Regions from separate parts of the Mus musculus genome. Here all the other regions are linked to region 1. Evidence: chromatin loops called from intact Hi-C (ENCODE). Cell type or tissue: left cerebral cortex. All regions are shown on one strand.

Evidence for each region. A loop is a pair of places that touch in the nucleus more often than their neighbours do. Peaks named below come from ENCODE experiments on the same cell type or tissue, not always from the same donor. Only the 100,000 strongest peaks of a DNase experiment are listed, where the experiment ranks them.
Region 2: a loop joins it to region 1, with 3 times the contacts of the local background. A loop is called at or near these places in 21 of 42 quality-filtered maps.
Region 3: a loop joins it to region 1, with 5 times the contacts of the local background. A loop is called at or near these places in 5 of 42 quality-filtered maps.
Region 4: a loop joins it to region 1, with 2.3 times the contacts of the local background. A loop is called at or near these places in 4 of 42 quality-filtered maps.
Region 5: it touches region 1 in a loop (2.1-fold over the local background); 9 of 42 quality-filtered maps call a loop at or near these places.

What each region holds. Positions count from the first base shown.
Region 1 is chr5:123,607,239-123,612,238 of GRCm38, forward strand. It overlaps Clip1 (CAP-GLY domain containing linker protein 1), which reads right to left. Exons shown (of 24, transcript NM_019765.5): 16 at 4,584-4,700; 17 at 2,001-2,107. Among named protein-coding and RNA genes, the nearest start is that of Vps33a, 37 kb to the left of the region's middle. In left cerebral cortex, a CTCF peak has its summit at 2,814 (motif pointing left); DNase peaks (open chromatin) are centred at 655 and 2,803; H3K27ac peaks cover 786 bases.
Region 2 is chr5:123,441,096-123,446,095 of GRCm38, forward strand. Mlxip (MLX interacting protein) reads left to right here. Exons shown (of 17, transcript NM_133917.3): 4 at 1,187-1,276; 5 at 1,633-1,674; 6 at 1,935-2,106; 7 at 2,781-2,870; 8 at 3,350-3,441; 9 at 4,373-5,000. Among named protein-coding and RNA genes, the nearest start is that of Il31, 39 kb to the right of the region's middle. In left cerebral cortex, a CTCF peak has its summit at 3,122 (motif pointing right); a DNase peak (open chromatin) is centred at 3,130.
Region 3 is chr5:123,525,942-123,530,941 of GRCm38, forward strand. Vps33a (VPS33A CORVET/HOPS core subunit) reads right to left here. Exons shown (of 13, transcript NM_029929.3): 13 at 2,816-5,000. Among named protein-coding and RNA genes, the nearest start is that of Diablo, 4.3 kb to the left of the region's middle. In left cerebral cortex, a CTCF peak has its summit at 2,877; a DNase peak (open chromatin) is centred at 3,344; H3K27ac peaks cover 315 bases.
Region 4 is chr5:123,366,429-123,371,428 of GRCm38, forward strand. It overlaps Bcl7a (B cell CLL/lymphoma 7A), which reads left to right. Exons shown (of 6, transcript NM_029850.3): 5 at 2,905-3,026; 6 at 4,590-5,000. The coding sequence ends at 4,661. Among named protein-coding and RNA genes, the nearest start is that of Gm23458, 8.1 kb to the left of the region's middle. In left cerebral cortex, CTCF peaks have their summits at 206 (motif pointing right) and 2,615 (motif pointing right); DNase peaks (open chromatin) are centred at 2,674 and 2,854; H3K27ac peaks cover 828 bases.
Region 5 is chr5:123,718,502-123,723,501 of GRCm38, forward strand. It overlaps Zcchc8 (zinc finger, CCHC domain containing 8), which reads right to left and starts at 2,543. Exons shown (of 14, transcript NM_027494.3): 1 at 2,222-2,543; 2 at 991-1,033. The coding sequence starts at 2,429. In left cerebral cortex, a CTCF peak has its summit at 4,662 (motif pointing right); DNase peaks (open chromatin) are centred at 1,912 and 2,569; H3K4me3 peaks cover 2,178 bases; H3K27ac peaks cover 897 bases.

The DNA of each region.
Region 1 (5,000 bases):
AATGCAACTCAGGAATGCACAACAACCCAGGAAGTACCATTCCAGTCACATAGCCCTTTGAGAGCAGACGTCCCTGCCTTGAAGTGTGGCCAAGCCTAGGGCAGAGGACAGAGAGTCACAGGCCAGGGCTTTTCATCAACCCCCCAGGCCTCCTTCCACCAGTTTCTATGCAAAGTTAAAATCTAGCCATGGGGTGCCTTGTCACTGACAGGAAGAGGGAATTTCCTCAGGCCTGGTGGGCAGAAAGACTCTAAAGCGGCCCTGGCACAGGGCCTGCTTCTCTGTCATTTCAACCACTTCCCTCAGGGAAGTAAGTGTCAGAAGAAAGATAGGCCACCATTGCTATGACAGTGGCTGGCCCCACTGTCTCCGATTCCCACTCCTTCCACAGGCATGAGGCAGGGCACAAAGACAATAGGGGTGGGGGTGGGGGTGAGACAGGTCCTCACTAGGCAGCACGAGCTGACCTGGAATTGACAGCGATCCTCCTGCTGGTCTCCCGCTTTCTGGGATGACAAGCGTGCACCACCACATCCAGCTATGAAGACCACCTCTCCCCAACTCCCGCTTCAGACTCAGTGCCTCACACGCACTAAGCACGCACTTTACAACCGCACTGAGCCAGAGTTTGTCTCTCTGTGGGTGTGGCGCTAATTCTGAACCAACTGGGAAGGGCGATGGCGCGTGATCAGTGAGGACTCACCACATTGAGTGGGCAGACTACTGAAGGACGAGTCCTAAGTAATCAATGTGGAACGAGAATGCTATCTAAACATAAGGGCTCTCTTGGTTAGGTCCACTGTGGCTCTGCCCCCACCCCTACTCCATCCCCCAGTACCACCTAATGTGCTCTGAGAGCTCAGGAGTAACACTACAGCAATTGGAGACCTGTGACACAAATGAACTAAAGTCACTTCAGTGTCCCACAGCCAGGTAGCATTAACTACTTGTGTCACAAAGGGACAAACTGTTTAAGTTATTCTTGAGTCCACCCCTCTCTGAATGTAACTAAAATGCTAGTTTCCCTTGTGTTTGATATGTATCTTCTTATTCATGTGTGTGTGTGTGTGTGTGTGCAAGCACATATGTGAGCATGGTGCACATGTGGATAGAGGCTAGTGGACACTGGGTGTCTTCTTCAGTCACTCTCTGCTTCATGTTTGGAGACAGGGTCTCTCCTGAACCTGGAGTTCACTGTTGCAGCTACATTAGATGTTCAGCAAACCCCAGGGACCCTCCTGGCTCTGCCCCGAAGCTCTGGAGTTATAGGTATACACCACCATACTCATCTTTGTAAGTGGGGGCTTGGGATTTCAACTCAGCTGCTCATTTTTTCCCCCAGCCATCACTTACTAAATGCAGCTGTAGCCCAGGCTAGCCTGGAATTTACTATGTAGCCTAGGCTGGCCTCTAATTCACAGTAATTATCCTGTCTCAGACTCTCAAGTACTTGAAATTATAGGCATATGCCACCATGTCTGACTTTTTTCCTATTAAAAAAAGTTTTGAAAGATTCATTTTGATATTTTTAGTTAATTATTTTTGAGACAGGGTCTCTCTGTGTAGCCCTAGCTGTCCTGGAACTTGCTAGGTAAACCAGGCTGGCCTTGAACTCACAGAGATCCATCCACCTGCCTCAGCCTCCCAAGTGCTGGAATTAAAGGCGTGCACCACCATGTCGAGCTTTTGAAGTATTTGTTAATAAAAGGTCTTACGATCTTATCCATATGTTATGGCCAGCTATCACATAAACATTCAAATTTCACTCTAGTACATAACCGGTCATCTAGTTGGAAAGTCACAGTGAACTCTGTGTGTCTTAATTCAGCAGCTAGCCCAGATTCCTTTGATCTTCAACTTAGCCATGGTTCTAAGGGTGATTCCTGAATTCGCTCATGGGGAACACATTTTAGGTGACCGATAGACAACTATTTTCTAGTCTTTTCAGATATTGCTTTTCTTTTAAAGCATAAAATTCCCCTCAGAAGAGACAAACTCACATTTCTTTCTTGAATTCTTCCATTTTTTGGTTCTCTACACTCAGCAGTTCTTTTGACTTGTTCAGCTCTTCCACAGTTTTCAAGTTGTTTTCCTTAAGTGTGTCCAACTTAAAGACCAAGAGAGAAAGAAAATGGATGAAATCATTTCATTTTTCAGTGACATGGCTGGATAAATTATTCACAAAGATATGTATTTAAAAATAGATGACATTAGTCATGTGTAAGCGGCAGGGAGAGTCATCAGGAGACGAGATACGAACGACAAGTTGATTATGAACTGCGCACGCATCTCCTCCCCCTTCACTCATTTCCTGTACACCTGGCCAAAATGCCAACCTGAACTGCCAGTGTGTGTCAAGGCAGAGCGTCCTTTAGTCATGTGTGCTTTTGTTTGTTTGCTTACCTCCTCCCCCTCCCCAGGCTGGGGTTATCAATGTACACTACCATGTCTGGCTTTGTTATTCTCTTGTAAAATTCTCAGTATTTTCACCTGAGGTTGCCCTTCAAAACAGCCCATCTTTAAAAGGCTACTTCTTAGTAGACTGTCAAGCATCAACAGTCTCAAGGATCAATCTTTGCAATCCTGCAGGAAAGCCCTTTTCTCTCCTCACTCATCAGTAATATAGGAGATGATCTTTCCAATGTCAGTTTTAAACTTATAAAGCTTATTTATTTGAATCAACCATTTGTCAGCTGGGGGTAAATCCATCTGCAATTTCTGTGAAGAGGAAGACACCATGCTGCCAGAGTGACGTGTTCTCACACACATTCCTCCCACACACTGTCCAGGAGCCTTCTTAACGCCTGCCCTCTAGTGGGGAAGTCAGGCATTTCATGAATGGAGCATTGGCTGGTGGCTGGAGTTCTTGGAATGGATGGAGCTTATTCCGTCCATCCACTATACAAGGTGTGATTCTGGAGGCAGGCTAGCAAACCTGGGCTTTATATCCTTATGTCTTATAGCCAGAGGAGGGAGATGCCTCCTATTGTCATATCGTATGCCATCAACCAGGAGTCCAGAAAGTACCATGCTAATTTTAACATACCACATTCCTTTTTTGGTTTTTCGAGACAGGGTTTCTCTGTATAGCCCTGGCTGTCCTGGAACTCACTTTGTAGACCAGACTGGCCTCAAACTCAGAAATCCGCCTGCCTCTGCTGGGATTAAAGGCGTGCGCCACCACACCCGGCTACCACATTCCTTTTAATGTCCTTTAATATCCTAGATGTATGACTGAAGGAAATAAAGCATTGTAATAGGCCCAAGAAACAGCTCGTCTACCTTGTGATCTGGTAGTAACAGACTTCCTGAGGGAAGACACAATTCTGCCGGATCCCTTCCTCCAGGGAAATGCTCAAAACCTGGGTGTACTCTCTGTAAATTTTTATTTACCCAAATTACCTCCACATGTCCATTTTGGAAGATCTGACCTTCAGCCTTGTATGGGGGCTTAGTCTTCACGTAGCTTTTCCACCTGGCAGTCCCTTCCTTTGAACTACTTTCTGAATGTCTTACTTGCCTGTGACTTTAAAAAGCGCCTGAAACTATCTAGACCTTCACATCCCACCTCAGATAGCTTTTTGGGAAGAATTTCTGTGAGCTGGGGAGATGGGCACAGGGCATCAGAGTGACATCCAAAGGGAAATGCTATGTGTAGACAGAACAGAAATAACCTGACGAGCTCCAGAAATGACTCGCTCAAGAAGACACGAAAGGATGTAAATACTGAATCAAGCCAAGAAAAAGCCTTTACAGGGGTGGGGAAATGGAAGAAAGTTGAAGGGGAAACTGTGTAGGATAAAAGGAAGGCTATAAAACTCTCACAGTGCCACCACTAAGTAGTTATCTATGACAACCACATATGGGGGCTTCCTCTTCATCCTTTGGCTTTTTCACTAGTTTTTAGGATCTTACGTAGCCCAGACCAGCTTTGAACTCCTAATTCTTCCACTGCTACCGCCCAAGGACTGGGTTTATAGGCATGCATCAGTGTCACCATGAATTCTTACAAGTTTAGTGCTACTAAGCAAGTACTAGATTCATAGCATGGTGTACATTCAGGTCTAACACAGATCAAACTTTAAAAGTCCACACTTCGGGCTGGCGAGATGGCTCAGTGGTTAAGAGTGCCGACTGCTCTTCCGAAGGTTCCGAGTTCAAATCCCAGCAACCATATGGTGGCTCACAACCATCTGTAACAAAATCTGATGGCCCTCTTCTGGAGTGTCTGAGGACAGCTACAGTGTACTTACATATAATAAATAAATAAATAAATCTTTAAAAAAAAAAAGTCCACACTTCAAAAAGACTACTCTTAGCCGGGTGGTGATGGTGCACGCCTTTAATCCCAGCACTTGGGAGGCAGAGGCAGGCTGATTTCTGAGTTTGAGGCCAGTCTGGTCTACAGAGTGAGTTCCAGGACAGCCAGGGCTATACAGAGAAACCCTGTCTCAAAACAAACAACAAAAAACAATCAAACAAACAAAGACTACTCCTGAGTTAAGTCTTTTTAAGTTAACATCCCACGAAGTCAGGAAGCTTGGAACACACACACATACACACAGACACTTAAATCTGATTACTTCATTCTGTAGTCTTGCATTTGTTTGCTTGGTGTCCTCCAAGGAGGCCAGCGTTTCTGTTTTCTCTTTGGTCATCTGTTCCATGATCTGCATGGCGTCTTCTGCAGTCTGAGCAGCCTAAGCACAAGGAGACACGGTGAGGAGACAGCACGGGCACCATCTAGGGAATTCAGACTGCGCGGCTGAGACTGCTCTCAGAGTCTGTGGGGCTGAGCAGCACACACATAGGGTGAGAGCCATCAGCCCAGCCACAGCGCACACAAACCAGGCCGTGAAGGGTCTACACTGTGGAGGAAATCCAGGCGGGAGGCCCTTCCCATGGCATTCCTCATGAAGTCAACTCTGAATCCTTTCCACATTCTCTCCTCCCTCTCCACCTCCATCCAAGTTCCAAGTTCCACTGACAAGCATGCGCTC
Region 2 (5,000 bases), 170 kb before region 1:
AGCCCGCAGAGATTCTATCCTTAGGCAAACTGACCTTACAGGGCCTCCTTCTCTGCGTTCACTTAAAATTGGTATTTCTTCTGAGAGTTACTCAGGAAGGACTGGCTCTGGAGCAATTAGTTAGCTGTAACTCAGAACAAGAGCTCTAGGTTCCATCCCCAGGACCACAAGCAAAGCAGCCACTCTAGAAGAAGTTAGGGAGAACCAAGCTTCTCCACATCAGCTGGAGACACAGCTTACTTGGTAGAGTGCTTTCCTAGTGTGCACTAAGCCCTGGCTTCCATTTCTATCACCACACAAACTGAGCATGGTGTCAAAAGCCTGTAGTCCCAGCATTTGGGATAGAGAGTCAGGAAAATCAGAAGTTTAAGGCCATTCTTGATGCATAGAGAGTTTGAGGCCAGCCTGAACTTCATGAGACTCTATCTTAAAAACAAACAAAAAACCCCAAAAACCAAGCCAAACAAACAAAAACTTAAAGATAGGAGATGAGAAGAGATTAAAGAAAAAGTGGCTCATTTTTATTTTGTCTTATTATTTTGGTACTTCTAAAGGGCAGAATCCAGGGCCTCTTATATGTCAGGCAAGGTCTATACCATTGAGCTATACCTCCTCCCTAAAAGTAAATTTTAAAAAATGTATATTAAATTTATTTACTTGTGTGTGTGTGTGTGTGTGTGTGTGTGTGTGTGTGTGTTTGTGTATGCATGTGTCACAGCATGTATGTGGAGGTCAGAGGACAACTTTTGAGAGTCCTTGCTTTTCACCACATGGGTCCCAAGGATCAAACTGAGATCCTCAGGGTGGATGAGAGGCACCCTTACCCACTGAGCCTCTCACCAGCGCTCATTTTCTCCCTTTGAGAACATGGCAGCTGCTGCTGAAAGGGGCATTTGTGGGCCACCTGTGAATTTCCTTAGCATCCTCGGGCATCCCTTCAACGCTCTCTGAGTACTGTGTGCTTTCCCTGTACCCAGTGCAGAGTCACCCCTGGGGTCCTACATTTTAGCTAGGGTGTGAGAAGAGGTGTGCTTAGTGAGTGAAGCTGTAGTTTCTCAAACAACATGGGCATTTTCTGACCTAGAGAACCCTCTGAGGCCACCTTAGTGATGTATCCTGGGTATTCATGGGCTGTGATTTGATCATCATCCAAGACCTGCTTTTCATTTTGGCCTCTTGGTTGTAGGCCATCACCACAGAGGGCAAGTACTGGAAAAGCCGCATTGAGATTGTGATTCGAGAGTACCACAAGTGGAGAACCTACTTCAAGAAAAGGGTAGATACTGGCCAGGGCTCCCAAAAGAGCATGTTCTGGAAGCTCTGGACTGGGGGTGGGGGTTGAGGAGATGGAAGATGGGAGGATATTCAGGATGTGGCCTGAGACTCCACAGCTGCCCCGTCAGTCATGGAACATGGAGCAATATTCAACATTTTAAGCACCAAGTAGTGGCTGTGGTTTCCTCAGTCATAAAAAGAGCTGTTTCCTTCTTTGTGCCCACATCCATGGGATGGCAGCCAGCAGGATCCCATTCCCCAGCTCACTTCCCAGAGAATTCACTCACATATAGGGAGATGAAGTCTGGCATCTCGGAGCTCTTAGTGGCTGCCTCATCTTGCTCCCTTTGCCCACAGCTGCAGCAGCACAAGGATGAGGACCTTTCTAGCCTGGCCCAGGTAAGCGAGCTCGAGATGCGGCTCTGTCTGTCCGTGTCTGAGTGAGTCCTGGAGTGGGAGGCCAGACACAGGACCAGCTCCTCACATGGAGGTCCTGCAAGTGCCCACGAAAGCCGGCACGCTCTGGTGGGTGGGTTAAGGGAACAGCTCTCAACGCCTCTACCCTCTTGCTTTTTTCAAGAAGCAGCCTTTAATGCACGCCAGGACTGAGAAGATAATTCAACTGCCCTTTGATTCTTCTTCTCCTCTGTTGGTGCTAGGACGATGACATGCTGTATTGGCATAAACATGGGGATGGCTGGAAAACCCCAGTCCCCATGGAGGAGGACTCACTGCTGGACACAGACATGCTCATGTCAGAATTCAGCGACACTCTCTTCTCCACACTCTCTTCACACCAACCCGTGGCCTGGCCCAACCCACGAGAAATAGGTAAGTGTAGTCTCTGTCCTTGGACAGCTGGCTTCTTTCTCAGTGAGGATTCCTCTGGGCCAGGCTTTGCTTCAGGGCACCTCTAAGCTGCTGTGTGGCACTTAGTTAGGCTAGGCAAGAAAAGAAAAAGATTGTTCAAGCTCTTTATCTTAGGGTCCTGTGCAGTTGCATAAGAGGAGCCTGGGACTGAAGCCTTACAGAGGTGGTCATTGTTCCTTTAGTCCCACTGTGAGAAAGGAGCAGGCTCTGATCCCAACCCATTTTATATTTATGTTACTGCCTAAGTGTGGGATATGTCAGTACCAAAGCCTAGGCTGTAGGGTGGGCACTACTGCACATGGCATTCCCCACCCGAGGCCTTCAGTCTTGAGTCCTCAGGGAAGAGCTGCAAGTGAAAGTGAGAACAAGGATGGGGCTGTGTGGTGTAGAGCAGGGTGGAAGGTTAGGCTACTCATAGCTCATGGTGATCCCAGCACTGTCTGTCTTTTCTGCCTTCCGAGGGTAGAGAGAACATATCTAAGAATAGCCACAAACCCCTGAGGATGTAGACATCCCAGCCAGCTTCCTACCGTTTTTAGGAGGACCAGGAGGATCTGTTCAGAACTAAAAGTATATTTTCCTTTGACCTTATTTGAGGTAAAAGTGTCCCCCTCTCTCACTTGGAATTATTGCAGCACATCTGGGAAACGCAGACATGATCCAGCCAGGCCTGATCCCTTTGCAACCCAACCTGGACTTCATGGACACCTTTGAGCCTTTCCAGGGTGAGGGCAGAGGGTAGTATCATGCAAGGATCTCCCTTGCTCGTCCCATATCAGACTTGTGCCTTTGTTAGAGAGAGAACAGTTGGAAATTGGTGTAAAAGTGGGGTGGGGCTTATAAGTTTTTAAGACTGAAAATGATGTTGGTAGTAACTGCAAAGCCTGGGAAAGTTTCCTGGGACATTGGAAGGAAGTTGGCATCTCAGTGAGTGCTTTCTTCCTTGATTGTCAGCAGTTCCTCCACTAGACAGCAGAGGGCACTGTGACACAGCCACCACCCAGCAATGTTTCTGTATTTAGGTCAGACTCCCAGAGCTCTGCCTGGAAGCACTTGGTGTTTCAAGTGGTCCAATCAGAGCCCTCTTTCTACAAAACAAGTTATCTGGGGAGGCGGGGTTTGGGTCCAGACCCCCGTTTGTGTGTCATAATTCCAGAAAATGCTAAGTTCATGGAGTTCAGAAGACTCCCGTGTTCTTTTCCAGATCTCTTCTCCTCCAGCCGATCCATTTTTGGCTCCATGTTGCCTCCTCCTTCATCATTACCTGCCGCAGATCCTAGCAGCCCACCTTCTCAGGTAGAGAAAGCTGGGGAGCAGGCATGGCAGGTGCAGGGCTAGCATCAGACTTTACACCCAGAGCTAGTCTAATGCTGTAACCATGAGTTAGCCAGATGCTGGGGCCACTGCTCCATCCAGTGCTGGATATACACGCCTGTGCAGAGAAGTTAGAGAACCCTCTGGGGAAGCATCCTTAACTCCCCACAAGGCGGAAGACTAAGCCAACAGTTGTTTTCCTCCGTAAGGTCCATGTGAGCTTTGTTCACCAGCTCTTTCCTAAGACACGTTTAGTTGCAGAAGAAAATTATGGATCACTAATAAAAATATGTCGTATATTTTTTTCACTTTTTCCCTAGCAATTACTAAAAGGTACTTGCAGGTGTTGTGCTGAGAGCTGAGTGGGGCATAATTCTCTGCCCTGGGGAGCTCTCAGGTTCGTGCTGTATTCAGTTAGTCACCCAGGAACCTGGCACCTCGCCCACCTAGTGCAGATAATCATTTCTTCTCTAGAGACTGAGATCTGTACAGGTGATTCCTCATAGCTTTTCCACTCAGGAAGAGCTGGTCTGACTGGAAGTCGATACTTGATGCTGTCCTGGGGGAACCCTGAGCAGCTGTGGCCTAGGCCGCTTCTGCTCTGTAACAGAAGATACCAGGGTCTGTAGGTAGACCTCAACTAGACTCTAGAAACCAGATATCCCGAGGGTGCTACCCAGCTTTGTCTGAGCTCTGTGTTCTCATTAGTTCCTAATGGAAACAAGAGCCCTGCTGGCACTGGGGACTCAGGTCTATTCCCCCTACCTAGCAGTTTGGCCCGGGAGATAGCACTTCTGTCCCTTGGTCCCTCATTGCCCATGTCCACAGTTAAGCTTTGTACTATGTAGGGCTAAACAGTTAAAGATAATTATTAAGTTGTAGCTTTGTTTCTTCATGTCTCTTCCTTCCTTAGGGGAACATCTTGCCAAATACAGCTCTCCCTCCTGCGAGCCTGCCCAATAGCCTCATTACATCTTCTGCAGCCCCCTCCCTGGATCCCACAGAGGGCCAGGGTTGTGAACGCACATCCCAAACGGTGGACCCGTTTATTCAGCCTGCAGACTTTGGTCCCTCTGAGCCACCACTGAGTGTCCCACAGCCCTTCCTCCCTGTCTTTACGATGACCTTACTTTCCCCTGGCCCCGCCCCAGCACCTGTTCCAACTGCATTGCCCTTAGTTCCTTCGCCTGCCCCTACTCTAAACCCCCCAACTCCACCAGCTTTCCTGCAGCCACAGAAGTTTGCTGGAGTCAGCAAATCCACCCCTGTTATTACCCACACAGCCTCTGCAACCCTTACCCATGATGCTTCTGCCACCACCTTCAGCCAGAACCAGGGCCTTGTTATCACAGCACACCATCCAACCCCCTCCTCATCCCCCTGTGCTTTGGCACTGTCACCCGTACCCCAGCCACCAGCCGTGGGACCTCCCCAACCTCATTTAACTTTTATACACCCCAAACCTGTGTCCTTGACTGGAGTGAGACACAAGCAGCCCCCCAAAATAGTGCCTGCTCCTAAACCTGAGCCTGTCTCCTTGG
Region 3 (5,000 bases), 81 kb before region 1:
TCTAAATTCAACGACAAAGGTGAGGCCCAGAAGGAGCCAGCTGGGAAAGCACAGAACATGTTCCCGTTCTGATGGAACAAAGGAAAAGTGACCAGGAATAGACAGCGCATCCTTCTGCTTGTACTCGATTATAAAGACTATTATTGACCTCTGAGAAGCAGGCAGTGTGGATGGCAACCCTTTTATAACATCATCATCCAGAAGCAAATGGCTGCTTAATGTAATCAGGATCTCTTATTATCAAATTATTGCCTGGGCGAAGTCTGGGCAAAAACGGGGGCAGGACATCTACACACAGCTCAAGAAGCCAGGGAGTAGTAATTGCTCCCCCAGAGGCCTGGGCAACTAAAGGGCTCCATGTCCTGCCTCATCACCAGAAGGACAGGATGCCTGCCGGGATGTATACTACCACCCAATAACCAGAGTGACAGATGAAAGGGCCAAGTTGTTCAAAACAGGCCTCTCTTCCCTCCTCGCTCACACTTCAAATGGATCGATCCCTCAAGGCAGTTCTGTGTCTTATATTTAATAGCAATCTGCAAACCTGCAAGCTGGGGTATTTTATAGCAATAGATTAACTGAAGCTAAGAAACAGGACATGGGAGCCGACAAGGTGGCTCAGTAGGTAAAGGAGCCTGCTTTCAAGCTTGATGACCTGGATTCAGTCCTCAGGACTCAAATGGTGGAAGGAGAGAACCAACTCTTTGAAAGCTGTCCTCTAGTTTCTACAAGTGTAAATGTGTGTATGTATGTATGTATGTATGTATGTATGTATGTATATATATATGTATATATATGCATGCATGTATATATAAACATACTATACATACACACACACTACATAAATAATAAAGAACTACAACATGGCATAAAATTCACTGTAATCCATCTATAAATGATGAGAATTTTTCCATACTGCCCTTTGCTTCCACAGTCTGGCAAGGTGTCCTCTATGCATCAGATCTGAAAGTACCACTTACAACCTAGAGACAACACTGTGTCTGTATTCCCCTCTTTCCTTTGCTTCAGATACTTAGTTCATTTTGCTGTTTCAAATTTCCTGTGCATTAAAGAAAGGTTCAGCATCTTTGGCCATCAGGGAAATGCAAATTGAAATGAGTCCATCTTACACCTTTTAGAATGGCTATGATCAAAAACATAAGTGACAGCTCCTGCTGGCGAGGATGAGGAGCAAGGGAGCACTCCTCCACTGCTGGTGGGAGCGCAAACCTGGAAGGCACTTAGGAAGTCAATACGGTTTCTCAAAAAATTGGAAATCAATCTACCACAAGACCCAACTATACCATTCCTGGGCAAATACCCAAAGGACACTCCATCCTATCAAAGGGACACTTGCTCAACTATGTTCATAGCAGCTTTATTTATAACAGCCAGGAATTGGAAACAGCCCGGATGCCCCTCAACCAAAGGATGGATAAAGAAAGTGTGGTACCTTTATGTACTAGGGTACTGCTCAGCTGCTAGAAAAAAACAATGACATCATCAAATTTGCAGGAAAATGGATGGAACTAGAACGAAATCATCTTGAGGTGACCCAGACCCAGAAAGACAACCATGGTGTGTACTTAACATAACTGAATATTAGCTGTAAAGTAAAAGTTATAGTCGACAGACCCTGAGAGACTAAGCAACGAGGAGGGATGGGGGTTGGGGGCACATGGATCTCCCTGGAAAGGGGAAATAGATTTCTTGGGTGGGGGTATGGGAGCGTTGGGGGATTGGGAACAGGAGGGATCGGGGCAGGGGGAGGGAGAGAGAAAATACTGGGACAAATGAGTAGAATTGGGGGGCATTTCAGGGGCGAGGTGGAAACCTAGTGCAGTGGAAACCAATGGACTCTACAGGAGCAACCCTAGCAAAGACTCTGGTATGGGGAACACGGAATCTGAACCAGCCATCTTCTGAAACGAGGCAAGCCCTCAAGTGAAGGGACTGAGACACCAACCCAGCCACAAAACCTTCAACCCACAGTTTGCCCTGCTTGCAGAGTGTTCTAGGACTTGAGCCTAGCAGAATCGTCACCAAAGAAAGGAGAGCGATCTCATCCAGCGGCTGTCTGAAGCAGATGCAGAGTCCTTCAGCCACACACACATTAGGAGGTACTCGGGCATTCTTCAGAGGAGGGGGAGAAAGGATTGGAGGAGCCTGAGGGGTCGGAGCATAGCGTGAGATCATGGCCCACGGAATCAACTGATTAGGACTCAAGTCAGGAAGTCTGCAGGGGTCTGACCTAAGTCCCCTGCATATACCTTACAGCTGAGGAGCTTGGTGTTCTTAGGAGAATCCTAATAGCGGGAGCGGGGACTGTTGTGACTCTCCTGCCTACACGGGGGACACTCTTCTTCCTGCTGGACTGCCTTGTTCTGCCTTGATGTGATGATGGTGTGTGCCTGCTCTTATTGTAGTTTGTTATGCCATGTTTGGTTGATGTCCCTGGGAGACTGGCTTTTTTTCTGAGGGGAGTTGAGGCGGGTGGAACGGGGCAGAGGGGAGGGGAGGTAGGGTGAATGGGGGAAGGGAACCATGGTTGGGATGTAGTGTATGAGAGAAGGATTACTAGTTTGAAGCAGGACTTAACTCCAGGCCAGTCTGGGCTACACAGGAAGACCCTGACTCGACAACAGATGTATTTTTGCTGGAATTCAAGTCTGCAGAAAACAAACACTTCCTCCTAGGGTCAGGCCGGCAGGGCCTCTTTCTTTTTCTCTCTGTGTTGCTGAGGAGTAAGCTTAGGGCTGTGAGCATGCTAAGCAGCAGACTACACAGCTAAACAAATCCCTCTCCCCCATAGCTTTTTTTGTACAAGGTCTCACTGTTTAGCCCAGCTGGCCTTGAGTTCTCAATCTTTCTGCCTTAGCTCCTGGTGGTGGCGGTAAAGACATGCCACTGTGTCCTTGTAGCTACCTTCTATGTACAACGGAGAACAGAGCAGACCAGCACGCCCTGATAATCACAACCCACCTCTAGTGCAAGCAGAGCTCGAGTGGAACAGAGCTCACATGGAGGCCTTCCTGGTTCTCCACACATGTCCCGATTTAATCTTCCCTTGACCACGTCTCTCTTGGTCTCTATCAATCCATTAGAGTACCCAGTTCTTAGATTTAAGGTGATGAAAGAATGTGTAAATTGAGACAGAAAATAGCATCTACAGAGACGTCTTTAATCAGGACGGGCAGTGCAGCAGAGTGGTCCTCAGACTCAGGACAAGTCCAGACATGGGGTAAACAAACCACCCTGTCTGAGAATAAGCCTTCCGTTCCCACAGCCTTTCTCAGTGCACGCTCTTAAGAGACAAAGGCAGCTTTGAGCACTAAGGGGACTTACATCACAGGGCATAATGTATGATACCACCACTTTGTGTGTGAATACAGAGGAAGCAAGTGTGTGGTTTTTCAAAAAGGTCTTCTGCTGGGTACATTTTTAGGAGTTGACCTTGCTATGCTCTGAGAAAGCAAATATAGACTCAGAAACAAATGCAGACACATGAGATTAGAACTGAGTGTCTGTTCACTGGACAAACACCCACGCCAAGGAGACGTGGACAGACTTGTCCTGAATCCCTAGAGTGGAAAACACTGAGGACAAGGTGGATTGCAGCCCCTGGCAGCTGAAACTACCCATTGCTGGGGCTCAAAGGTAAAACTAGTCTCCCTGGAGTAACAAGAATCTGAAAAAGAGTCTTCTAAGTTAAGAATGATTTCCCATTTGGGAATGCCCCCCACACCGCCTGACTCTCCCAATACTGAATTAACGCCACGAGAAGCAAATATCATCTTTGCCATCCTACATTCCTAGGTTTTTTTCTTTTAAATACCCAACTCTGGTTACTTATAATGTGCAGTGTATTGCTCCTGATTCTACATGAGAAAAACAAGAAGAAAATATTAACCATAGAAACTGCACCTGGGCAAGGACCAGGACCGGCTGAGACAGGCTAGCTTTTCTGGAGTCTTGAGTGATGACAGGAAAGCCATCAACGTGGTCCCCCACTTGGTGCTCTTAGCTCCTTCAGATGCTGAGATGATCAGGAGGCCATGCCTGCTCTGCTTCCGGCCGTGCTCCACTCCCTGAGCACTGGTGCTGCTTGTCTCTTGTGACTGACACTGACCGAAGTGCACTGACCACCTGAGTATTTTCAGGGAAAGGGGGTGTGCAGAGTTGAGTACAGCTAGAGGGCTAGAGAGCTGTGTGTGGCAGTTACCACGGAGACAGAGCTTCATGATATTGAAAGAACAGAAGAACTGCCCATGGAGGACATGGAGGAAAACAGAAGTCCCGGCAGGAGCGCCTACCCTGGTGAGTCCAGGAGTTACCAACATGCACGCTCAGAAGTGCCTTTGGAAGGTTAGCTGGAAGAGGCTGCCTGGCGCTCAGCTCACTCTTGATCAGTCCCTTCTGGGCAGAGACCTGCACAGTCATGGCTAACGCAGAGAGCAGAAATGTCATTATGCCAAGAAGCCCCTTCGAACCTCTTAGTTGTTCAGAAGGAAACAAAGCTCGCCTTAAGAATAACTCGGTAGAGACTGGAGACACAAATGTGCTTTGCAGGAAAGTGCACACACTGGACAATGCTGGCTTCCAATTCAACAGAAAACCACAGTCCTGGGCATGGGACATCTTCTAGAATATGCCACTGTGGATCAGTGGTCAGAATTCTGATTCTCTTTTTGAATTCGTCCCCTCAGCTCTGCTTTTAATGTCTGTGCAGTCATGTGGTTGCCAGGGCTATCAGACCCATAGTCTTAGCCATTTCCAGAAAATGAAGACTTGAGACTTAAAAATTCCAAAACAGGATCTCCTTTATTTCTGGAAGGGAGAGCTTTGGCCTGAAACTCATTATGGAGCCCAGGTTGTCCTCAAGCTTGCAGCAATCCTCCTGCCTCTGTCTCTTATGCCCAGTTCATCATCCCTTCATCCAGGTTGCTTGTCCCTTCTTTAGGATTAAGAGCATAGAGAGGAGCAGGAAGGAACATGCGCCC
Region 4 (5,000 bases), 240 kb before region 1:
CTGAATTCACCATTGTGAATAGTGCTCCTGTGGCATTTGGGGCTTTTTTTTTTTTTTTTTGGTTTGGTTTGGTTTGGTTTTTTGGGGTTTTGGGGGTTTTTGTTTTTGGTTTTTTGTTTTTTTGTTTTTTTTGGTAAAAATTTAATTATTATTATACATAAGTACACTGTAGCTGACTTCAGACACACCAGAAGAGGGCATCAGATCTCATTACAGATGGTTGTGAGCCACCTTGTGGTTGCTGGGATTTGAACTCAGGACCTTCGGTAGAGCAGTCAGTGCTCTTCCCCGCTGAGCCATCTCTCCAGCCCATGTTTTTTGTTTTTTTGATTTTCGAGACAGGGTTTCTCTGTGTAGCCATGACTGTCCTGGAACTAACTCTATAGACCAGGCTGGCCTTGAACTCAGAAATCTGCCTGCCTCTGTCTCCCGAATGCTGGGACTAAAGGCGTGCACCAGTGCACCACCACGCCCAGTGCTCTTGTGGCATTTGTATTCAAAACTCTGGTCTCTGGACTAGAAAGTAAAATTGCTAGATCATGACAGGTGTGGTAGTACTCAGGAGGCAGGGGCAAGTGGATCTCTGAGTTCAAGGACAGCCTGGTCTATAGAGCAAGTTCCAGGATAGTTTGGGCTATACAGAGAAAAAAACCTGTCTCCAAAAAAAAAAAAAAAAAAAAAAAGTCATATAAGTTTTTGAGGAACTGCCGTTAACATGGATTTTCAAGGGAAAATGAAAAGATTTTGAGTCTGTGTCCTAGATAATCCATCCGTTACTCCCATCAAGGGTTAATTTGTGTTTGGGGGTGGGAGTTGTTGAAACAGATTGTAACCCAGATTGGCCTTGAACCCTTTATCCCCCTGCCTCAGCCTTCCAAATGCTAGGTTCACAGCCTCCCTGACTGGGATCTGTCCGTGCCAGCCCAGGTAACCCTCACAGCCCCTGGAAAGGGTTGGGTGGCTGTCGTCAACCTTGTCTATATAGGGGAGGCTGAGATCTCGGACAGAAAATACTGGTCCGGTGATTCACCAGGCGGAAATCTGACTCCAAACTGATTCCCTCTGCATCCTCAGATGTGGATTGTAAGAAAGCCCAGCACAGAAACTCTGACCAACCGCGTAAAGGCGGGTTGCTGGTCTGGGTACAGTAGCAGAACACCCGAAGCGTCTTGAAGCTCCTACCCGCCCTGTGAGTAGCTAGCTGTCTGTAGCCCGCCTGCCTCAGGTTCTAGACAGCTGCTGGCTGTGTGCCCATATCATTTATATAGTTTTTAGATTCTGTATTTTGTTATTCCTCTGCCTCAGGAAGTAAGCCGTGGTTGCTTGGGCATATACCCCATCTTCAAGATTAAAAATCAAATTTAAATAAAGTCAGGGTGATCTGTCATCTGGGCCATGTGTGAACAACCTAAGCCAGGGTGGCATCTGGGGGAAGCATTTCCGTTGTGTGTCCTAGAATCTCTAGATAAACTCCCGTGACCCACAGAGTTCCAAGCCCCCATCACCTCTTCCAACCTCTACCTTCCTTTTGCCAAAAAAAAAAAAAATTGTGAGACAGGGCAAGAGGGAGACGTCATAGAGCATAACAGCCCAAGCGATCATCAGATAAATGATTGCTTCACAGAAGGCTGCTGTTCAGCCAGATTGTAATATAGAGAATTTGTAAAGATGTGCAAACGTCTGTGCCCTCACCATTTAGAGAGATGGAAAAACCTATGTGCACATGAGGGAACAATCTAGAAAGGTGGAACCAAGGTCTTTAAAATACTGGTCTGTGTATCTTAGAGGTGTGAGGTATCAGTTGAGTTTAGCTATGCTTTTTTTTTTTTTTCCATCAATGGTTAGCCTTTGCTCAAGTCACTTAGAGTCATCCTTATTGTTAAGAGAAACACTGGGCTAGGGATGGAGTTCAGTTGATAGAGTATTCACCCAGGGCGGGTGTGCCCAAAGCCCCGGGGTTGATCCTCACCACCAAATAATCTGTGCGCCCGTGGATCCCAGCACTCAGGAGGCAGAGTTCATAGGACCCAAAGTTCTGGGTTATCCTTAGCCACCAATAGAGTCTGAGGCTGGCCTAGAATATTTGAGACCTGTCTCAAAAGAAAAATGCGGGAGCGGCAAGGTGACACAACCAGTAAAGGTGCCTGTCCCTAAGCCTGCCAACTTGAGTTCAGTCGCCAGAACTCACATGATAGGCGAGAACAGACGCCATCCAGTGGTCCTCTGGCCGCCGTATGCACACCGTGGCATGCAAACATGTATGTTAAAGAGACAAATGTGTTTTGTTTTTTTTTTTTTAAGTTAGAACTGGAAAGATTTCTCAACAGTTAAGTGCGTTGGCTGCTCTTACAGAGGACCCAAGTTTGGTTCCCAGCAAGCACTTGGTGACTCAAGGCCATCTGTAACTCCTAGATGTTCTCCCCTGGCCTCCGAAGGCAACAGGCACACATGTGGCACACAGACATACATGCAAGCACTTACACCTATCCACATAAAATAAAAATAAGTAACTCTTGGGAAGTTAGGAGAAGGCTAGTTCTCTCCAACAGCCTAGTGAAGTCTCTGTGGCCATAGCTTCCCTGGCGACAGCCATGATTGCTGTAGTACTTGGTGGCCAGCAGAGGGCGCCAGACACTGGCAGCATTGTGTGCTAAATATCTCTAGACAGAGAGTAGGTATGCCTGGAAGAAGGGTTGGAGACCCGGGAGCCCACTTGTAACCTGGCTCCTTATAACTGTTTGGCTAGTTGATGAATCAGAAACTTCCCAAGCTTTAGTCCAATCCAGCTCTGGAAGCCCCCAGCCACAAAAGTTTCCAGATCTGGGTATATTTAGTCCTTGGCCCATCTGCTGCAGCTTCTCATGTGTCTGAAAAACAGCTTCTGTTGTCTCGCTTCTTGCTCAGATGCATCCGAGGAGCAAAATTCACAGTCTTCGATGGAAAACTCGGTGAACAGCTCCGAGAAGGCAGAACGGCAGCCATCTGCAGAATCAGGGTTAGCGGCAGAAACGTCGGCAGTCTCTCAGGTACCTGCAGCTCGGGCTCTGTGGGGTGGGGCTGGGGTCCTCCACGGTGTGTTGAGAGTTGTGCTGCTTCCTGTTGGACTGTTAGAACACTGCTTGTCCACTGAGCAGCCGCTCCAAGTATAAGCCTGTGTATGCCACCTGGGATCCCGGTGACGGGAGGGACATGGGATTTCTCTGTGTAGCCTTGGCTGTCCCGGAACTCACTCTGTAGACCAGGCGGGCCTCGAACTCAGAAATCCACCTGCCTCTGCCTCTCAAGTGCTGGGATTAAAGGCATACGCCACCACTGCCCGGCTCGTGACCCCACATCCTTAAGGTTAAGGAACACATGACCTCAGAAACCTAAAGGCCCGATTATTGTTTGGCATTTTGCATGTGATATACGGCCCCTGCTCAGATCCCTTCTGTGTTACAGCCAAGTATCAACATCGTTCTTGGATTGTCCAGTGCAGATCCAAGGCCCAGGGGCAGGAGGCAGATATGATGGAATCTAGCCCGGGTTCCAATCCAGCTCTAGTCAGCTGGATATGCAGGTGCCTGCCGATAATCTCAACTACTCAGAGAGTTGAAGGAGTAGAATAGCAAGTTCAAAGCCAGCGTGGGACACTTAATAAGAGACCATCTTTATCTGCCTGGCTGGCCCTATATCCCTGTTGCCTGGAATAGGAGCAGGTCTTTAGCAGGCCCTGTGCTGACCTCATAAGGAGGGGCTGACTTGGGTGTAAAAGGCTTGGAGAGAAGGCTGGGATAGACAGTGATGGGGGGAGGGGCTGGAGCTGCTCACCTCCCAGCATTGCTAAGAGGTCGGGCTTGTGTTCTCAAGTCAGTGGGACAAAGGTTGGCAGCCTCGTTTCCATGAGCCGTTTACAGTTTTTAAGGTGATGTTGGGTGACACCTGTAGAGAGGCCACGTCATGACAGCTCAGACAGATGGACAGGTACAGCAGGTGGATCTTGCTAATGGGAGTCAGGGGCATGGTAGATGGAAAGAGGAAACTGTGGGTTGCTGTCCGGGCACCGGCTTTCTTTCACGCGTGTGATAACACAGAGACACAGGAAAGGCCAGGGAGCACCGGTTAGCTGTCTGGAGTTTGGTCTCTGGTGATAGGCAAGGTCTGAGAGTCCAACGGTGACTGGTCGTAGATGGGTAAACCTTTATTTAGGGTGGCCGTAAGACTTCTTAGGAACTCTGTGACCACTTTGCTCCGAATAGTATCCATGTGTCCGTTCCTCAAAAGCTGAGCGTCTGCCCCGTTAGCCTGAAGTTGAAGAGCTCTGGGTTTGGGGGAAGCCACCTTAGAGGTGGGTCACAGAACTAAGCCTCATGCTCCGGTGCCTCCACAGGTACGGACAGGGAAACATGGTCCACATTTAAAGTTCCCTGTGTGTCTGGGATCCCTACCACACACTTGTACTGCTCATGGGGTTCAGTCAGAACCGCACAATTCTCTCTCCCTCCCCCTCCCCCTCCCCACCCCCCTCACCTACCCCCAGACGACCTGTGCCCTGACCGCTGGCCCTCCCTGCTTGTACTGACCCCAGTCACTTCTCTTCTTCCCGGAAGGATTTGGAAGGAGTGCCGCCGTCTAAAAAGATGAAGCTGGAAGCCTCTCAACAGAACTCAGAAGAGATGTAGACGGCCCGGCGGAACCTTCTGGTCCATGTTTCATGGCAGGTACATCGGCAGGCTTAATTCTAGAAACACGGCCCAAGCGACTCCTCTTGGGCGCGAGCAGAACTAACGTTTCAAGTTTACTAAAGTGCAAATCCAAGAAGAACCTAGAGCGGCGGCGGCAGCGGAACTTCGCAGACACTTGACGGACTCTGCCGTGAAACCGAAACACTCGAACCTTCAAGTGACTGCCCTCTGGGAGGTGGGTCGACAGCTCAGGAGTGTGTGCGCACTGTCTCGGAAGCCAAGATTACATTTGTGTTGCTGCTGTATCCCCCTCCCCTCACTTCTCTATTTAACGAT
Region 5 (5,000 bases), 110 kb after region 1:
CCAGCCTGGTATACTGAAAGTGAGTTTCATGCAAAGACTTGGGAGTTCAAGGCTACAAAGTAAAATCCTGACTCAAAAAACAAAATAAATAAAAAATTAATCTAGTAACTTGTTAAATTCCTATCATATGGAGATGCCAGCATTAGTGTAACTGTTATAAGCAGATGTCTGAATACATGCCTCCTGCATTCGATACTTTCTCAAAAGCATATTTCCTTTTCTTCTAAAGTGCTGTGCCTTGCCAGACTTGGCCCTAGGTGTAATCCCAGTACTAGGGAAGGGGAGGCGGGAGGACCAAGAGTTCAAAGTCACCCTGAGCCACACTGTAACCAGAGACCAGCTTAGGCTACAAGAAGACTGTATCAACAAAACAAAAAATGCTCTACCTGCACTGTCTGTAACTGTAAAATATTTAATACGTACTTTACAAATATTAATAAAAATATTTAATGCTAGTGTGGTTGCTCCTGTTATCCCAGCACTTTCAAGGTAGACAAACAAAAACCAATAAGGTTAAGGCCAGTGTAAACATACAGTGGATTCCAGGCTAGTTTGGGTTACAAGATGAGAAACACTGTCTCAGTAAACCCACCCTTGCCTGTCCAAAACAAAATCCCACCAACCAACCACCACCAATAATAACAACAGTAATAATAACAGCTGTAAAGAAATCATCGGCTAACATAACTGTAAACTTATTTTATCTTACCAGAAATGTGTTAAATATGAACAGCTGGGTCTAACTTGCTTCTCTGAATTGTCAAGCAAAAATTTCTGGATTGAGGAAAAAGACCCACTAAGTCTGTTTAGACATTTAACCCACTTACCAGAATTCCTTTATACCCCTAAGTCAACAATAAAGAACCGTTACTGAATTCTTCATTGGATTCTGAGTTGTGGATGATACAAAAATTCCTTTTTCTACAAGGATGCTGTGACTAGAGAAGGAGAGCCAAGAGGCAGCTCGTGTGTAATTTCAAGATGTCATACCTGGGTCTTGTCAGAATGTTCAACTTTCTTTTAAGTTCTTGATGTTATTACTGGTTAAGGAATATCAGTCCTCAGGACATAACAACCAACCACTAAAACTTTCACTTTTGTTATCCAAATGACATAAATGTAAAGGAAGGCCCCGTAATCAGTACTTTGAAGGAAAAACACTGGGTACATGTTTTGCCGAGGGCAGGACAACTGGACCTGAACATTAAATAAGGTCTTCATCTCTTTGAACATATATTCTAAGACATGGTCCTGGAGTTCAGAAACAGTCTAAGAGATGAACCAAAAATTTCAGTTAGACCGCGGTGTTCCCGGAACAAGTTGAAGCAATTAAGAAAAATTTCCACGTCAAAGCATAAAGATAAATGATAAAGTTAATATAGCAAAATGTTTGCAAGAATGTGAGAGAACCCCTACGGATATGAAATACACAATCCTTTCAACTCTCTAGTATTTTATAAATTTTCATAATAAAGTGTGTCACGGAAAATGGTTTCATGAAAAAAAAATCAGACTTGAACTTCAAAAGTTGACATAACAACCATGCTCAGGGTTCAGGCTAAGTTCCAAAAGGAAAGTTACCTGAACCAAAACTACCTAAGAACGGGAAATTAACATACTAGCAAACCCACAAACGTTATAATCACGTTAATAAAGTCAAAGGGAATTTTGGCGCGTTTTTCCCGGAGCACCGGGAGGCAAGTTAGCTCAAGAAATCAAAACGATCTGGACAATTTAGCAAGTCTCTTCGCATGCTAAATCTTTAAGGTCGTCCCCCCCGCGCCCCGATTCTCCATCACAGTGGGCACTCGTAGCTTTCGTCCCTCCACAAATCATCCCACTCCCCGGCTGCGACGCCCCGCACCTTCAAACGCACAACTACACTACGACTCGTCTCTTCTCGAGCTTGGCACGCAAAGTTAGAAAACACGGTGACCTCCAAGACCGGGAGAGAAGTGTCTCCAGTGTCACAACAGTTGAGAGCAGCTTTGAGTTGGGGGGCCAGGGTGGTGTGCACTGGAGGACGCTCGCGGGGAAGGGATCGCGCGCGGGCCGCGGATGCAGCTTCTGCAACCGGACCGAGACTCCCGCCCGCCCGCCAGGTCGCGGGAGGAAGGACTTCGAATGCTAATCTTCTTGGAAATTCCGCCGTGTCCCCCGCCCGCCGCCACCCAGACCCCGAGTGCCAAGTGACACCCGGCCCATCGCGCCGGAAGGATATTCTCGGCGCGGAGCTGCTCGATGGTGGCCTCGCAGCGCCGGAGCTGCTCCTGCAGCTCCGCATCGCCCACCCCGTTCTCGTCGTCGTCGTCGTCCTCTTCCTCCTCGTCGTCCTTGAACCGGGTGTGAACGGGCTTCGGCGTCGACTCCTCTGGTGGGTCAAACGCCTCGAAGAGCTCTAGGTCGCCAAAATCCACACCGGCCGCCATCTTGGGCTGTGGGAAAGCTTGGAGGGCAGGGGGCGAAGGTTGGAGGCCAGAGCCGCTCTCCCTGGAGGCTTTTCTCCACACACAGGCCTCCAAAGCCGTCTAGGGGCGGGTCCTGGACGGAGACTACAACTCCCAGAATGCCAAGGCCGCCCTCATGCCTCTTTCCGAATGGGCCACAGAGCGTGGCATTCTGGGATATGTAGTTTCTAAGCGACGGGACTCATTGTTTGCGTTGCACACTGGGATTGCTCTTTTTAAAAAAACGGTTCTGAATGAGTTAAAACAATATGGATTGTCCCCGTTAGGCGTTTAAAGCTGAAGGAATCAAAGCCGGATACATGGCTTTGACAAAATGTGGTGCGGTTCCCCAGCGTCGAAAAGAGAAGACAGGAACTCTACCTTTGCCGTAGATAAATGTGCTCTCAGACACAAGCCACTTTATTTTGCTTGTTTCATTTGTAAATGAATGAAAAATGAAGTTATTCCACTGCCTACTCTCATGAACTCCTATCAGGGACGAAACAAACAGAAAAACCAGAAAACCCTTTATTATGTTTCTACTTTCATATGCCGCTGGATTTGAATGGATATTTTCGTCATCACATGTTAAAATCACCGGAAATTATAACCTGTAACAAATAATGTCAGGTTAGTTATGGTCTCTGTTGGAGGCCAGCTCCTGTAGCGCGTTTAGTGATCCAAGGAGGGGTTGATGATATTAATGTAAATCAGACAGACAGACACAAACACACACACACACACACACACACACACACACACACACACACACACACGGTGAAGCAAGGCTTCAACAAGCGTCAACAACTTTATTACTTCTCCCATAACTTATATCTTCCAGCAAAATCTCCCAAGTAGTACAAAGATTACAATGTGGCTACATTTTGTAAGTGAATGATTATAATAAATACACAAGCAAAAAAAAAACCCCAAAAACAAAACAAACAACCCCCCCCCCCAAACCCAGCATGTTACACCATACCTTTTACAAGATTGAAAGTCTTAGGTATTATAAGTGAAAAAAAAAATTAAATAAATTATAATAGATTAAGTGTAAGCAAGCAAGCTACTTTTTCTCAGCCAGTTCTTGTACTACCAGGCTACAATTTGCAGTTATAATGAAAAGATCAATTATTTATCTTTTAAAATAATCTTATAAAAGAGTATTTAGAATCAGAAATCTAAGCTTGTGTGTGTGTATGGTGTCTGTGTGTGTGTGCACGCATGCACACAGAGGCAAGGTTTTTCTGTGTACCCGTGGTTGACCTGGAACTTCTGTGTACCCATGGTTGTCCTGGAACTAGCTCTGTAGACCAGGCTGTCCTCAAACTCACCAGCCTCTGCCTCCCAGGTCCTGGGTTTAAAGACTTAAGCTACCACCACCTTCCTACTTTAAATCCTCAGTTGTACACCCACTCACTGATTTTTTTTTATCAAATTATATCAGGAAGATAAAGGTAAAAATAGATACAAGTAATTATCACTTGATGACCCATCCAGCCTTAGCAAGAAAGCCACATAAGCTAAGAACTAGCTCAGCTACCATTGTTCTTGTTCCCTGACCTCAAAAAAATTCCTGGTTCAACTTTCAAAAGTATACCAGTCTGGATATTAAATTGTTCCCCAAAGTCCTATATATCAAAGCAAAAACTTTTTTTTTTTTTTTAGTATTTTATTTTTATTTTATACGCATTGGTGTTTCACTTCATGTATGGCTGGATGAGGGTGTCAGGTCCCATAGAACTGGAGTTACAGATAGTTGTGAGCTGCCATGTGGGTGGCATGAATTGAACTCAGGTCTACTGGAAGAGCAGCCAGTGCTCTTAACTTCTGAGTCATCTCTCCAGTCCCTAGCAAAAACATCTTAACCTAACTTATACTAACAATTTACATCTCCGAGTTCTTTCTGAGGGTGGGGGTTGAATCATGAACCTGTTTCAGCAGCATTGCTTGAAAAACATCACTCATCAACAGTGCCAATGACACTGCCCAATGAGTGGTTGGAAGCCCCTCAGAGTTTTCCTACAGTTCTTAGATTATGAGGGATGAGATGACTGTGAGGGGAACAAGCAGAGTGAAACCTCCACACCACCACGGAGTCCTCAAAACATGTAGTTCTCAGCACACCTATCGTGGTGTGCTAACCGGTGGGCCAAGTTCCATGGGTTAGCTCTTTTTTCTTTCTTTCTTTTTTTTTTTTTTAAGATTTATTATTATATGTAAGCGCACTGTAGCTGTCTTCAGACACACCAGAAGAGGGCGTCAGATCCCATTATGGATGGTTGTGAGCCACCATGTGGTTGCTGGGATTTGAGCTCAGGACCTTTGGAAGAACAGTCAGTGTGCTTAACCGCTGAGCCATCCCTCCAGCCCCGCATGGGTTGGTTCTAATGCTGTTCTGCTTTTCCTCCTGTGGCTGAGATCAGGTGGCATATTTAGAAACAGGAATTCAAGGCCATCTTCAGAGACAGTGTTTGAGATGTGCCTGAGCTACAGCAAACATCCTGACTTTTCCCTTTAAGAGATAGAAGGAAAAAAATGAAAATGAAAAAT